Regions from separate parts of the Homo sapiens genome. Here region 1 is linked to region 2. Evidence: chromatin contacts called from ENCODE Hi-C data. All regions are on one chromosome and are shown on one strand. Each heading gives the region's core, a stretch centred on a gene start or an enhancer-like site at or near the end of the contact. The rest is flanking DNA. Distances are from core to core; before and after follow the strand shown.

What was found. Hi-C counts contacts between places; a loop is a spot of excess contacts on that map. Pooled maps may share reads with other maps.
Region 1: a loop to region 2 is called in a map of ovary, with 14 times the contacts of the local background. The contact joins the promoter of ZNF275 here to the enhancer-like site in region 2. A Hi-C loop is called at or near these places in 1 of 168 maps with a recorded cell type or tissue (ovary), 1 of 37 single-sample maps with no recorded cell type and 7 of 50 pooled maps.

Annotation. Positions count from the first base shown.
Region 1 is chrX:153,328,725-153,336,039 of GRCh38, reverse strand. It overlaps ZNF275 (zinc finger protein 275), which reads right to left and starts at 1,887. Exons shown (of 4, transcript NM_001367757.1): 1 at 1,755-1,887. It overlaps MIR12129 (microRNA 12129), which reads right to left and starts at 578; the gene lies at 503-578. RefSeq lists silencers at 1,554-1,633, 1,724-2,093.
Region 2 is chrX:149,523,165-149,529,980 of GRCh38, reverse strand. EOLA1-DT (EOLA1 divergent transcript) reads left to right here. Exons shown (of 10, transcript NR_027455.5): 8 at 388-468; 9 at 553-614; 10 at 1,623-2,390. It also overlaps the pseudogene IDSP1. Among named protein-coding and RNA genes, the nearest start is that of EOLA1-DT, 13 kb to the left of the region's middle. Within about 2 kb of position 4,383, at least 10 of the 41 ENCODE cell types and tissues checked have a DNase peak (open chromatin) inside an H3K27ac peak, as active enhancers do.

The DNA of each region.
Region 1 (7,315 bases), core at 638-3,137, 3.8 Mb before region 2:
TCGAAATAAATTTTAAGTATAGCTTCCTTTAGGTAACATCGCCTGGATACAAAGGTCGAAATTGGGGGTGGGGTGGGATGCTATGCAAATTGCAAAGAGCCCAGGGCCATCCAAGGAGCCCAGGCAGGTTTGGGTAAGGGCTGGATCACTGGGTGAGAAAGTTGGTGTGGAGTTCACTAAGAACTCATGTGGGAGTTTCGCAGGTTTGGGAGAGACCAAGGAGTCTGCATTTTTCAACAAGCACCCCAGGAGATTATGATGCAGAGCTGCACCTCCTTAACACTGGGCCTGTCTAGAATCTGGAGGTTCCCAGATTCTCCAACTCTCAGAATCTCTGTTACTGACAGGATTCCTGCCCAGGAACCTGCTGAAATGGGAGCCCACTATCTCTGAGTCTGTGCTGATGGTTAGAAGAGAATTCACAAGTTCTGGTAGATTTCCAAGGGGTCCCTCACAGACAGAAGGCTGCAAATTACTGCTCAATAGGGTTCTATATATAAAACTCAGTGTCTGACCCAGTTCAGTACATCCCCCTAGTAACATTTTGTGGGGATGTACTGAACTGGGCCAGATACTGTGCAAGTGGCTTCTACTTGAAGGTCCAATGTTGCAGGGTTGGGGGAAGGTGAGGGTGGGGAGGGGCTGAGGCAGCATTAGTACCTAGGGGAGGTGCTGTTCCAGCAATCCCATCTGAAATTCTCTTGTAAAGGAAAAATGTCGGGCTGAGGTTGAAGAGGAAATGTTTCATTGACTAAGGAGACTGGAGGGGGCCGCATGCCCAGCTAGGTCAAGGCTGGCTGGAGGGCTTCAGTTGGAACAAGGTGGCAGGGTGGGACCTCTGGGAAGTGGGCCAGGAATGGGGGCAGGGGGTTGTTTGAAAGGGACCATGGACTTTGGGCGGCAGGCGAGTGGGGGGTGTGTGTGGAAAAGATATATAATTAATCACCCAAATATAGACTGGAGGAGCCAGCAAAGGAGTTTAAGGGGGCGGGGGCACTGAAGTGGGAGATGGCGGCCCCCAGTAGGGCGACAGAAAAAGACTGGTTCAGACAGAGGGCCTTGAGCTCGGCTCACCGCCCCCTTTCCCCTGCCTCTCCACAGCTCTCTCTCTAGGCTACCTACCGGCCCCCATTCTCCCCACCAAGCTGAGGCTTAACCGCCCCCCCCCACTCCCACCCACTCAAAAGGAAAGGAGGGACTCCCCAGCGGGAACTGTTCCCACCTGGCCCACCCTCCCAGCTCCCAGACTGCGGCTCAGTCCCTCCCCTAGACCAGGGAAAAGTCCTTTAACCCCCACCCCTACAATGCCCCCTCCAGATCGGGCTCCTAGGAGCTAGGGGCAGGGGTCCTTTCTCTCCGCCCCTGAGCGGTTCCCATCTCCTAGCGTCCCCCAAAGAGCAGAGCAGGCCTCTACACTTTAGCGATTCCCACCCGGGATCGCCGCCCCCCGCCCGCCTCGGGAAGGCCTTCGGGCCTCTTCGTACTCGTCATCCGGGACCCGTTCCCTGCTCTGGCCCGCCCAAGGCCGAGCAGCTCTCCAACTGCCCAGAGACGCCCCCTCCCTCCACCGTGCACTCTTCTGCGGCCCGCACACTCGCTCCAGCCCCGCACACAGTCCTGCACCCCCTGCACATCCTCTCGCGGCCCTGCACGCTCACTCAGGTCCACACGTCCTCCTGCCGCCCCCACGATCACCTCCGCCCTGCGGCCCCTCCAGCGCCCCCCGCACATCCTCCCGCGGCCCGCACACTCACCCAGGCCCGGCGGCGGCCGACGCGCGGCCCTCGGTGGAGCGGCGCTGGCGCGGCCCAGGCAGGCCTGGCGTGGCAGGAAGCGCCACGGAGCCGCCCGTGCCCAGCCGAGCTAACAGCCCCGCGGCGCGTTTCCGGAGCCGTGAGCGCCGCCGGGGGTTCTGAGGGAGCGAGGCCCCGCCCCGGCCCCAGTCTCGTCCCCGATTGGCCCGGGAAGGGGGCGTGGCGGGAAGGGGGCGGGGTTTGGGCGGGGGCGGACTGGGCAGGCAAGTCTGATCAGCCTGCGGGGGAGCGGCGCGCGCGGGCTGGACGCTTGGGTGGAGGTGGGGAGGAGTGGAATGAGCGTGCGAATGAATGAATGAACGAGCGAACAAATCGACCAGCAGACGAAGGAAGGAACGAAGGAATGGAAGGGACCTCTCCCCCTTGGGCATCTTCAAGATGGTGGTGGGGGGAGTGAAGGGTCGGGAACTGAGGGCGAAGACTGGAAAGCCAGTATTCTGTATGAATGGAATCAGATCGTATGTACTATTGTGTGTCTGGATTCTTTCATTCAACGTGATGTTTTCAAGATTTATCTATGTTGTTGAATGTGCTATCGCTGAGTAGTATGCTATTGTTTGGATATATCAGAGTTGGTTTGTTCATTCACCAGGTTATGATCTGGGCTGTTTCCAGTTTGGGCGATTATAAATAAAGCTACTATGAATATTCATGTACACATCTTTGTGTGGACATATGCTTTCATTTTTCTTGGGCAAATACCTAAGAGATGAATTGCCACATCACAGGATAGTTTTATGTTTTATAAGAAACTGCCAGAATGTATTCCAAAGTGGTTGTGCAATTTACATTCCCACCAGAAATGTATGCGAGCTCCTTTTCTTTCCCATCCTCATCAACATTTGAGGTTGTCAGCCTTTATTTTTAGCCATTTGAAAGGGTGGGAAGTGGCATCTCATTGTTATTTCAATTATCATCTCCCTGATGACTAATTATGTTGAGTATGCTTTTATGTGCTCACTGGCCATTTCTATATCTTTCTTTGTAAAGTGTCTGTTCAAGTAGTTTGCCCAATGTTATGTGCAGTATATATATATGTATATATATGTGTGTGTGTATATATAGAGAGAGAGACAAAAGAGAAAGCTAGCCCATTATGTGCAATGTGTGTGTATATATGTGTGTGTGTATGTATGTATATATATATACACACACATGTAGTTCCTGAGAAATTTTATGTTTTCAACTTTCATTTTAGATTTAGGGGGTACATGTGCAGGTTTGTTGCCTGGGTATAGTGTGTGATGTTGAGGTTTGGGGTACGAATGACCCTGTCATCCAAGTACTGAACATAGTACACAATAGTTAGTTTTTAAACCCTTGACCCCTCCTTCCCTGACCCCTCTTGTAGTTCCCATTGTTTGTTGTTCCCATCTTTATGCGCACGAGTACCCGATGTTTAGCTCCCACTTATAAATGAGAATGTGTGGCATTTGGTTTTATGTTCCTGCATTAATTCACTTAGGATAACAGCCTCTAGCTGCATCCATGTTGCTGCAAAGGACATGATTTCATTCTTTTTTTATGGCTGCATAGCATTCTGTGGTGAATGCCTACCACATTTTCTTTATCCAATCCACCACTGATGATCACCTAGGTTGATTCCACGTCTTTGCTATTGTGAATAGTGCTGTGATGACCATACAGGTGCATGTGTCTTGGTGGTAGAATGATTTATTTTCCTTTGAGTATATACCCAGTACTGGGATTGCTGGGTCAAATGGTAGCTCTGTTATAAGTTGTTTGAGAAATCTCCAAACTGCTTTCCACAGTGGCTGAAATAATTTACATTCCCATCAGCAGTGTATAAGTATCCCCTTTTCTCCACAGTCTCTCCAGCATCTCTTATTTTTTGACTTTTAAATAATGGCCATTCTCACTGGAGTGAGATAGTGTCCCATTGTGGTTTTGATTTGCATTTCTCTGATGATTAGTGATGAGAGCATTTTTTTCATATGTTTTTTGGCCACTTGTATGTCTTCTTTTGAGAAGTGTCTGTTCACGTCTTTTGCCCATTTTTTGATGGGGTTATATTCTGGATATTAGACCTTTGTCAGGTGATTTTCTCCCATTCTGTAGGTTGTCTGTTTACACTGAGATATATTTGACAGACAATAAACTGTGAATTTGTCATGTTTCAGCTAAACAACTTGATAAGCTTTCACACACACACACACACACACACACACACACACACACGTATGAAACCATCACCACAATCAAGGCAATAAGGATTTCCATCACCTTCAAAGTTTCCTCATGCCCATGACTATCCCTTTCTCTTCTCCTCTCCTGTCCCCAGGCAACCAATGATCTGCTTTCTGTCACTATAGGGTATTTTCTAGAATTTTATATAATAAAATGTTATAATAAGTCTTCTTTTGTGTTTGGTTCCTTTCACTCAACAAAATTATTTGGAAATTGTCTTAGTCCATTTGCACTGCCATGAAAAAATGCCTGAGACTGGATGTTGTGGTTTGAATGTATCCCTTCCAAAATTCAGGTGTTGCCAATGTGATATTATTAAGAGGTGAGGCATTGTCATTGTCTACTTTATATAGTATTAAATGGACAGAAGGAAGAAGAGGGAGAGACCCAGATCTATTAAAAGGTGATTAGACCAGAGGGCTACTCCCTCGGAATGGAATTAAGGCCCTTATAAAAGAGGCTTCATGCAGCATCTGGTTAGCTTGCTGTTTTGCGTCTGCCTTCCACCATATGAGGACATGGTAAGAAGGCCCTCACCACACACCAAACTCTGAGATGATCATTAGCATTTTTAGCAATAAAATATTTTAAAATTAAGATGAGTACATTTTTTTTCAGACATAATACTACTGTACACTTAACAGGCTATAGCTTTTGTATGCACTGGGAAACCAAAAAATTTGGGTAACTGGCTTATTGTGATATATGCTTTATTGCCCTGGTCTGGAACAGAAGGCATACTATCTCAGAGGTATGCCTGTATCTATTTCTTTTTGACTGAGCTTTGCTATTTGTATCTTTCAAGAAATTTGCCCATTTCATGTAAGTAGCCAAATTTATTAATATAAAATTGTACACAATGTTCTATTATTATCTGCAGTGATAACACCACCCTGATTCCTGATATTGGTAATCTGTGTGTTTTATTTGTTTCTTAATCTGTGTTTCTCTTCTTTCTTCTGTCCATTTAATACCATATAAAGTAGACAATGACAATCATTTTTATATTAACCATTCTTTGTTTGGGGCATTGCCTATCCCATGAAGTAGAGTTTGCCTCCCACTCTAGATCTCAAAGATGGTTAGTATTCACTCTCCCAGCTTCTCTTGTAGCTACAGCATGGGCACCTAACTCAGGCTCCACCAATCATATGAACCTACTATCCACTGAGTCTGAGGCCCGAGGTGGGAAGAAGCAGGGTCCCCACAGATTTCACTCAGGCTGGGCTGCTGGTGGCAGGCGTCGTGCCACCCATTCCCTGAGAAGCACTGGTAGCCGTGGTTCTCTTGGCAGCATCCCGAGTCTTGCAATGTCTGCCCAGTCATTGGTGGGAGCCACAGGGGAGCCTGAACTGCTGAGCACTGCGGTGAGATTTGTAATCTTGTTCCTCTCTGCAAAGGTGAGTTTCTTGCTTGTCTGCATGTGAGTGTGGGCCACAGAGGATGCTGTGCTGGGTGGCTAAAACTCAGAGACCCAGAGAGCAGATTTTAGGGTGGCCATGGCAGAGGGAAAGCAGGAGGGGCAATACCTGGGAGTAGAGAAGCACCGTGTTGAGGAGCTCCATGTTTGGCCTGTACACTCTGCCCAAATCTCTGGTTGACCCTGGAGCCATGCAAGCACAGGGCTGAGTCCAAGAAAAGAACTGAGCAGAGGTTTCAGCTGATGCCCAATACCAAAGAAACGGAGTCTGGAGATTGCAGTTGGTACCCAATACAGAGGAGACTTCATGTGAGTTTAGCTAGTTTAGTTGTCTACTAAGACAACAAACCACCACCACCACCACCACCACCACCACAACAACAATAACAAACAATGACTCATCTTCGGAGAAATATAACAGAAACCAAGAAGCCAAATCTACTAGAATTCATTATGGACAGTGTCTAGGATATAATGCTAGATTACTACAAGAAACAAGAATTGTCCTGATACTCAAGGAAAAAAGCATCCAAGGGAAACTCACCCTGGGCTGACCATAGTCGAGAACATAAAGCATGCTCATAATGATTTTTATATTGATATATGTGCTTCTTCATTAACAAGTAAAACAGCAGTACTTAAAGGTTCTTTACCAATGCCATAAATTGATGAAATGTTATTTCCAGCAAATGTGTCTAGCTATTGGCAATAACTGTAATGTGATATGAAAATATTTATTTCTGTTGGTGACAAAGTCACATGTATTGCCGATACTGTTGTGGTTTGTTGCCTACATTCATAATTGAAGGAAACACTAAAGTTTAGTTATTTTAGTAAAAATAAGGATGCATTTTTCCCCATCTGATTCGTAGATCCTTTGAGATCTTAACACCAGGTTAAGGTCTTAAGACCATAGATATTGATTTCTCCCTGATAGTACCAAAAAACATGCCTGGCACATAGTAGATGCTTCATAAATATTTCTCAAATAAATGAATGCATCTGTGTTACAATCTAGTGATTGAGGGGTTAAAATTAATTCTCTAGTTTTTCATATCCATTAAAACAATAAATTGATAACAAAGGCTATTATTTGATGATTGTTTGCTATGTGCCAGACATTGTTTTATAAATATTATCTCATCTAATTCTTACAATAGTCCTGAGGCAGGTCCTATTATTACTTCTGTTTCATGGTTATGGAAATTGAGCCAAACAGTGTTTAAGTAGTTTGTTCAATGCCACATGGCTGGCCTGAGTCCACAGCCTCCGTCCTTAAAGTATAAAGTATAAAGGTAAAACTTGCTCTGAATGTCTCAGGCTTGGCTTCTGGCCCTCAGTTCCAACAAATTCTTTTCCGGTCTCCTTCACTGACTAAGGCTCAGAACAACTCTATTTCACCCACATCCTCTTAGGCTACCTGTGGTGCCATCTGGGGATATCAGCCCCTCACCCAGTGATATGGTTTGGCTGTGTCACCACCCAAATTTTATCTTGAATTGTAGCTCCATAATTCTCACGTGTTGTAGGAGGGACCTGGAGGGAGATAATTAAATCATGGAGGCAGTTTTCCCCATACTGTTCTCATGGTAGTGAATAAGTCCCATGAGATCTGATGTTTTTATAAAGGACTTCCCCTTTTGCTTGATTCTCATTTTCTTTCTTACCTGCTGCCATGTAAGATGTGCCTTTCACCCCCTGCCATGATTGTGAGGCCTCCCGGTCACGTGGAACTGTGAGTCCATCAAACCTCCTTTTCTTTATAAATTACCTCGTCTTGGGTATGTCTTTATCAGCAGCATGAAAACAGACTAATACGCCCAGCTTCACACAACCACCTTAAGGCTAAATGCCATCAGGTTTGGCTCTCTGG
Region 2 (6,816 bases), core at 3,134-5,633:
CAGCCCCACACTTTTTCCCATCTCCCCTGGAACCCTTATGACACAGATGTGAGATCATTGTTCATAGTCCCACAGGTCCCTAAAGCTCTGTCCATCTTGTTTTCCCATGCATTTTCTATTCATTTTTCAGAATGGGAAATTTCTGTTCTGTCTTCAAGTTCACTGGTTCTTTCCTCTGTTCTGTCTATTCTGCCAGTGATTCCTTTATAGAGTTTTTAAAATTTCAGTTATGGTATTTTTCAGTTCTAAAATTTCCATTTGGTTCTTCATTATGTCTTCTATTTATTTATTTTTTTTTTGGCTGAGACTTTCTATTTTTAGTTTGTTTCAAATGCGTTCTTAATTGCTTAATGAAGCATATAATGGTGGCTTTCAATTTTTTTACAGATAATTCTAACATCTTTGTCATCAGTGTTGACATCTCTTGATTGTATCCTGTCATTCCATTTGAGATCTTCCTGGTTCTGGGTATGATGTGTAACTTTTGATTGAAATCTAGAGATTTTCATATTATGTTAGTAGGTTGAAGGTGTTATTTAAACTTTGTTTTAGCTGGCATCCTCTGACATCACTCCAGCAGAAGAAAGGGAAGGAACACGCTGCATTACTGCGTGGTGAGTGCAGTAGTCTACCTTCGCCACATGGCCTCCATTGATCCCTGAAATGGGTGAGGGGCTCCTTGTTTCTGCTGGGCAGGAGTGGACTTTTTGGATCTGATCTGGGGCTGTACTCATACCTTTGTGGCTGGGAGGGTTCGATATTTTTCAGCACTGTATCCAATATCACCTGCACAGACACCTTAGGGGATGGGGACTTGCTGTTGCCTGGCAGGGATGAAAGTGCCAGCTCCCTAATTGGCCACCTCCGACAGCACCAAGGTAGACAGGAGGGATGTTACAGCTTAGCAAGCATGTTACACTGAGCCCCCTAGTTGGCCTTTGCTGGCATGTGTGGAAGTGGGGATCAAACTATATTTCTGTGGTGTTAACTAGAGTAAAGCAGCTCACTGTCTAAAAGTTTTCTATCTTGCTAAGTCACAACTTTCCTGGTCCTCTGGCTTTGGTCCTTCTTTCCTCCCTCCCTTCCCGTCCCCCTTTCCTCCCTCTTTTCCTTCATTCCTTCTTTCTTCTTTCCTCTGTGTTTGTTGACATTTCTAGATCCCAGCTCCTTCAGCTCCATGTCTGGTATATATGGGCAAAGAAAGAAAAGAGAGAGGGAGAAAGAGGACGGGAGAGAAAGGGAGGAAGGGGAAAGGAGAGGAGAGGGAAAGAAAGAGGGTAGAGAGAGAGGGAGGGAGGAAGGGGAAAGGAGAGGAGAGGAGAGGGAAAGAGAGAGAGGAGGAGAGGGAGAGAGAGAGAGAGAGAGGAAGGGAGGAAGGGGAGAGGAGAGGGAAAGAGAGGAGGAGAGGGAAAGAGAGGAGGAGAGGGAGAGAGGGAGAGAGAGGAAGGGAGGAAGGGGAAAGGAGAGGAGAGGGAGAGAGAGAGGAAGAGAGGGAAGGGGAAAGAGAGGAAAAGAAAGAGAAAAAGAGAGGGGAAGGGAGGAATGGGAAAGGAGAGGAGAGGGAAAGAAAGAAAGAGAGAGAGACACACACCAGAGAACTAATTAACTCCATTGTTCCTCAGGTCACAAGGTCCCCGTCTGATCTGCCTTCACTCCACCTTTCAGAGTCTTATGTTTGTTTTGTGTATATTATCAAGGGGTTTTAGGTCACTTAGTCGGAAGAATAGGGAAAAGTATGTCTACTCCAGCTTAATGGAAGTGGAATTCTCCTGAGAACCTTTTTTTGATACAAAATATGTACTTGTGCATATTTTGTATCAAAATATATAATGTACATGTCCCTTTTGTACATGTATATAAATTGTATATAAATATTTAGGGTTATAAAAATAACCAAAGACACCAAAAACTGCCACAGGTGGATTTGAGAAGATGTGGAAATGCCTCACTGCTAAGACATGCTCATTCTTGACAGGCTGGGAACCCTGAATGCTGTAGTGTCACCACTGCCCTGTCCTGTACCTACCTATCTTTTCACTCATTTCCTCCAAGCTCAGGTTTTCAGTTTGGGGTATGTGCCACCTAACAGTGAGCTGTGGAACTGCAGCACAATCATCAAATTCAAAAAAGGCAAGGACATCTTGCTCAGTTTTTAAGATACGCCATAGATGGAGTAAACCATAACCTTTGATTCCAGATCCTTAACCCTGATTAAAAACAACACAACCCTTCATGTTGATTTAAAACATCCCTTGCAAAAGATGGTTTGAATATTCCAAGTTGGAAATACCCAGTCTTTTAAAGTTACAGCACCCTTTTTGATACAAAAAATGTGCATGACAGAAATTGTACAGTGAGTAGTGTTATAAAAATAACCAAACACACCAAAAGCTGCCACGGGTAAATTTGAGAAAGTGTTGAAATGTACCGCACAGCATGAGACCTTGCTGGCTCCGTCTAATAGATGACGCTGGGGCTGCAAATGATGTCCCAGCCTTCCAGGGCCTGTGGTCTCCAGAACAGGGCTGAAACCTGTTCTGAGTTGACAGTGCTTTCCCAAGGAGACCCCAAGTTGAGAGGACCCTCTTACCCACTCATCAATAATCAAAGCAGACTTGATGCCCATCAGAGATGCCCAATGATTCTGGTGAGCCGTTCCTCCCTCTGGCTGTCAGTACTGGGGAGTATGGTGGGGACTTTCAGATAGCTCAGTGAAGCTCAGAAAGAGAGGGAGTTCCCCCTGACACCCGCCCCAGTCAGTAAGCCCCGGGGCCTGAGGGGCATCCCCACTGCTCGACCTCTCCACTCTCTCGGGGAGGACGAGGCAGCCTTGACCCACGAGGGCTGATGAATGGGTAGGTTATCGGCAGGCTCCTAGGCCACCAGCTTAGAGGTCACATTGTCCCTTTTAGATTCAGTGTGGCGGGAATCTAAAAGGTCGAGGATCGAGAAGCCTGCAGGATGGCAACGTGAGGGACCCCGGCAGTGCGACCTCAGGAATCCACTCCCGGAACTCTGACTGGGGTGCCTGTGGAGGCTCTGAAGGTACAGCAGCCAGGCGCTCTGTGGCATTCTGAATACTGGCACGCAGCCTTCGGCCTCTGCCAGCTTTTGTGAGCTGCCCTGCACCAGGCAGAGGGGGCCCCCAGGCCTGGCACAGGGTCTGACACATGGCAAATGCTACAGAAATAGCTGTGGACCGCCTGACTGCAAGATCGTATTGAACATCTGGTGCCGGGCCTCAGCCTGTGCTGCTGCAGCCAGGAGCAAATACGGGGAAGTCTGGCTAAGGAGAACGCATGCCTGTGTGGGCCCCAAGGATCCATCTTGAGATCAGGAGGAACAAGAGCCCAGTGACCTTGACAGCCAGCTCAGGCAGCCTGTTAAATCCCATGCCCAGAGGTTTCTAGCTTCTGCCCCAGAGGCCCAAGATGAGGATGTGGCAGCACAGGTAGGCCAAGGGAAGGATGAACTCAAAGAGAGGTGGCCAGACCACCTGAGACACCTGTTGAAGTGCGCTTTCCCATTCCCAGACCTGGGAGCTTCTGAGACCAGGTGCAGAAACCAGATTACACTCATCTTTCTGACCTAATTCACAGAGTGGATAGCAGCCCCCACCTAAGCACAGCCCCCTCACTGGGCAATAAGTCAGCAACAGCAATGCTGGCCACACGGGAGGCCCTCAGGTGTCCTCACCCCACCCCTAGGTTTACTGACAGGTACCCTGCAGGGGAGAGGGTGGGGCCCTGAGCTGGACTCCACCCAACACTGCCACCTCCCCAGCCTGTGTCCTCCCTACCACCCGAGGAGCTGAAGGACCCAACAGCACACCCTCAGTGGTTTCTGAAAGGAAGCAAAGTTCTTTCTACCCTTTTTCACTTTGGGTGAAAACATGTGGCTGGGTTGACAAGTCGGTTTTTTAGAAAGGAAGCACTGACTAGCGAAGGACTCGCCCAGCCAGAAGAGGGCTCTGCAAAGACAGCCCCATCCCCAGGATGGGAATGCTGGATTCAGACACCACAAACCAAGAGAACCCAGACTCTGGACGTGGAGCAGTACCAGGGTGAAAGACTTTTCCCACCGACATGGTCACATAGCCATTCTCCTTGAAGTACTGGGGGATGGTGGAGAAGTTTCCAGCGTGCACCCTCCAGTAGGAGTTGAAGTCGTACAGGCGGGTGGTGTCAGGTCTCCTGCCAGTGAGGAAAGAAACGCGGCTCGGGGCGCACACTGCTTGCTGTTAGGGAGCAGAAGCAGAGGTAAGCATCGCCACAGCAAAACATGTCTGCCATCTCTTAGGTAACCAAGCAACCGCCCTCCCGAGGCCCCTAGCAAACAGCTTGGTAGCTGAGTCATGCAGAGCTCAAACCAGACACTGGGATTTGGGTGTCACCTAGGCAACAGACTGCTTCCGGGAGAGAAAAGGGAAGCAATCAGCCCCTGAAACCAGCAGTTGCTTATCTCCTCCTACGCAATGGCCTCCCCAGGCACACAGAGCGGCCAGTGTTGCTGGGGGCAGAGCCATGAGGGGGTCCAGGGAGCAGAGCCACCCTGGCTAGCTCTCACCTGAGGCCCAGTCTGCAGACCTGTGGGTGCCCTTCTGCAGCACCCCTTCCTTCTGAGCACCAGGCAAGCGCCCGTTCTGGGAGAAAGCTGGCCAGGGCTGCCATGAACACATCAGGGCCAGGGCGCACCTTGCACCCAAGGAGAAGGCCACCCTTGAAGGTCAAGCTTTCCCATGAGTGGAAAACCAGATTTTCTCCACTACCATTTTCCAGACTATGCTTCCCTCTAACAAGATGTCCCGCACAATCTGTGCCATCTGACAGTAGCTGAAGCTCCCCGCCCCCAACCCTCAGTGCACGAAGCAGCACACACCCACAGCTAGAGGTTCCCAGACATACCTGCGCAAAGGCATTCTGGAAGAGGAGGCTGTGGGATGCCAGTTGGTCAATGTTTGGGGCCTTCACTAGTTCATCCCTGCAACTTGAAAGGATAGGACATGTGCTTTGGAAAATAACACCTGTAGCCAGCCACAGTGGCTCATGCCTGTAATCCCAGCACTTTGGGAGGCTGAGGCAGGTGGATCACTTGAGATCAGGAGTTCGAGGCCAGCCTGATCAACATGGAGAAACCCCATCTCTACTAAAAATACAAAATTAGCTGGGTGTGGTGGTGCATGCCTGTAATCCCAGCTACTCAAGAGGCTGAGGCAGGAGAACCGCTTGAACCCGGGAGGTGGAGGTTGTGGTGAGCCGAGACTGCGCCATTGCACTCCAGCCTGGGCAACAAGAGTGAAACTCCATTTCAAAAAGAAAAAAAAAGAAAAAAAAAGAAACCACCTGTAATAGAGTGAGGGAAGTAGAATTGGGAGGAAAGTGGAGTTGTTTTATGACAGTTGAATCAGACGTCTCAGTCAGTCCCTGAGGGAGCTCTATGGTTGGGAAGATTCTATAGAGATGTTGCAAGTAGAGGCTGGAGTCCAGGTGTTGGTACTCTCCACCCTTCATTGACCCCTTGACTGATATTTGGAGAGAGACTTAGTTATGTGCCATCATCAAGCAACACCTTTGGCAGGCAGTGGAATGATGACCTCCACCATTAGGCTGGGCTGTGGAACGACCACAGCATTGACTACAGCCCATGCCTTGCAGGCCTCAGATGGGCTTGCTTCACACAGGATGCTCCCCTCATTTGGGAATAACTTCTCCAGGGTTTGGCTTGGCCCTTTTCCTAGGGAGGTGAACATGAGGCAGGGTAGTGGGACGGTGTATGGCCTGCATGACTGCAGCTGGCTTTGAAGCCACAACTGATGCTCATGGTCTTCTTCATCTACTATCCATTCTAGAGTACCCTCAGTCTCAGCCACCATGTCTGCCGTTCTCAGTGACCTGGCTGGTCGAGTAACAGACCTTTATCCCTGAGGATTGTTTCTGAGCCCATGGTCCCCGTGCCCTTCTCAGACTGTGGAAATTGCATGTGTCCATTTACCATAAAAATTGGGCAGGGAATTATTAGGAGACATTCAAATGGATCACCTGGGTGCCAAATATATCCTTCTCTGTTCACAGTGTGTAAGAACAACCCTGCCTCCTCCTGATGATCAGAGCCAATACCCCTGACAGAGTGGCTACTCTTCTTTACACCTGCTTAGTCCCACAGCCATAGCAGGAGGAATGAACCCAAGGTTCCCATGACTTGTAATTCAGTTATCAGCCATGGCTCGTAATTCAGTGGGGCTCCTACTGTGTCTACTGGTGGAAGCATTTCCATTTGAATAGCCAGGATCCACTGTTCAATAAGGTAGCCACTAGCTGCATGTGCCTACTGAGTACTTGAAATGTACCTGGTGTGTCTGAAGAACTGAATTTTAATTATCTAAAATTCAGATAAAATAACAACTAATTTTATCTTAATTTAAATTTAAATAGATGAATTTGGCTAGTGGTGACTGTATTGTGGGGACAGGAAGCACAAATTCCCATGTGGATCACTAGGAGAGATAATAAGTGGGGTCATTTCACCCCTTGGTCCCCTGCTTCCAGACCCAAAGAGGCCTACATGGCATTGTGCTTCCTTCTTAGTTGTAGGAGGTGTGAGATACAATCATTTGCCTCTGACTTTGGAGGGTTGGTCCTAGCATGCCCCTGACCAGTAGCCCCTTAAATACTTCATTGATATGGAAGGTCTCTGAATCTTCGTGGGCTTAATCTACCACTCTCTGAAGTGCTTATGTCTTTCAAAGGCCTCTAAAATCTCTGCCATGTCTTGCTCATCCAGTTGTTAGCATGATGTCATTGATACAGTGGACTTTGG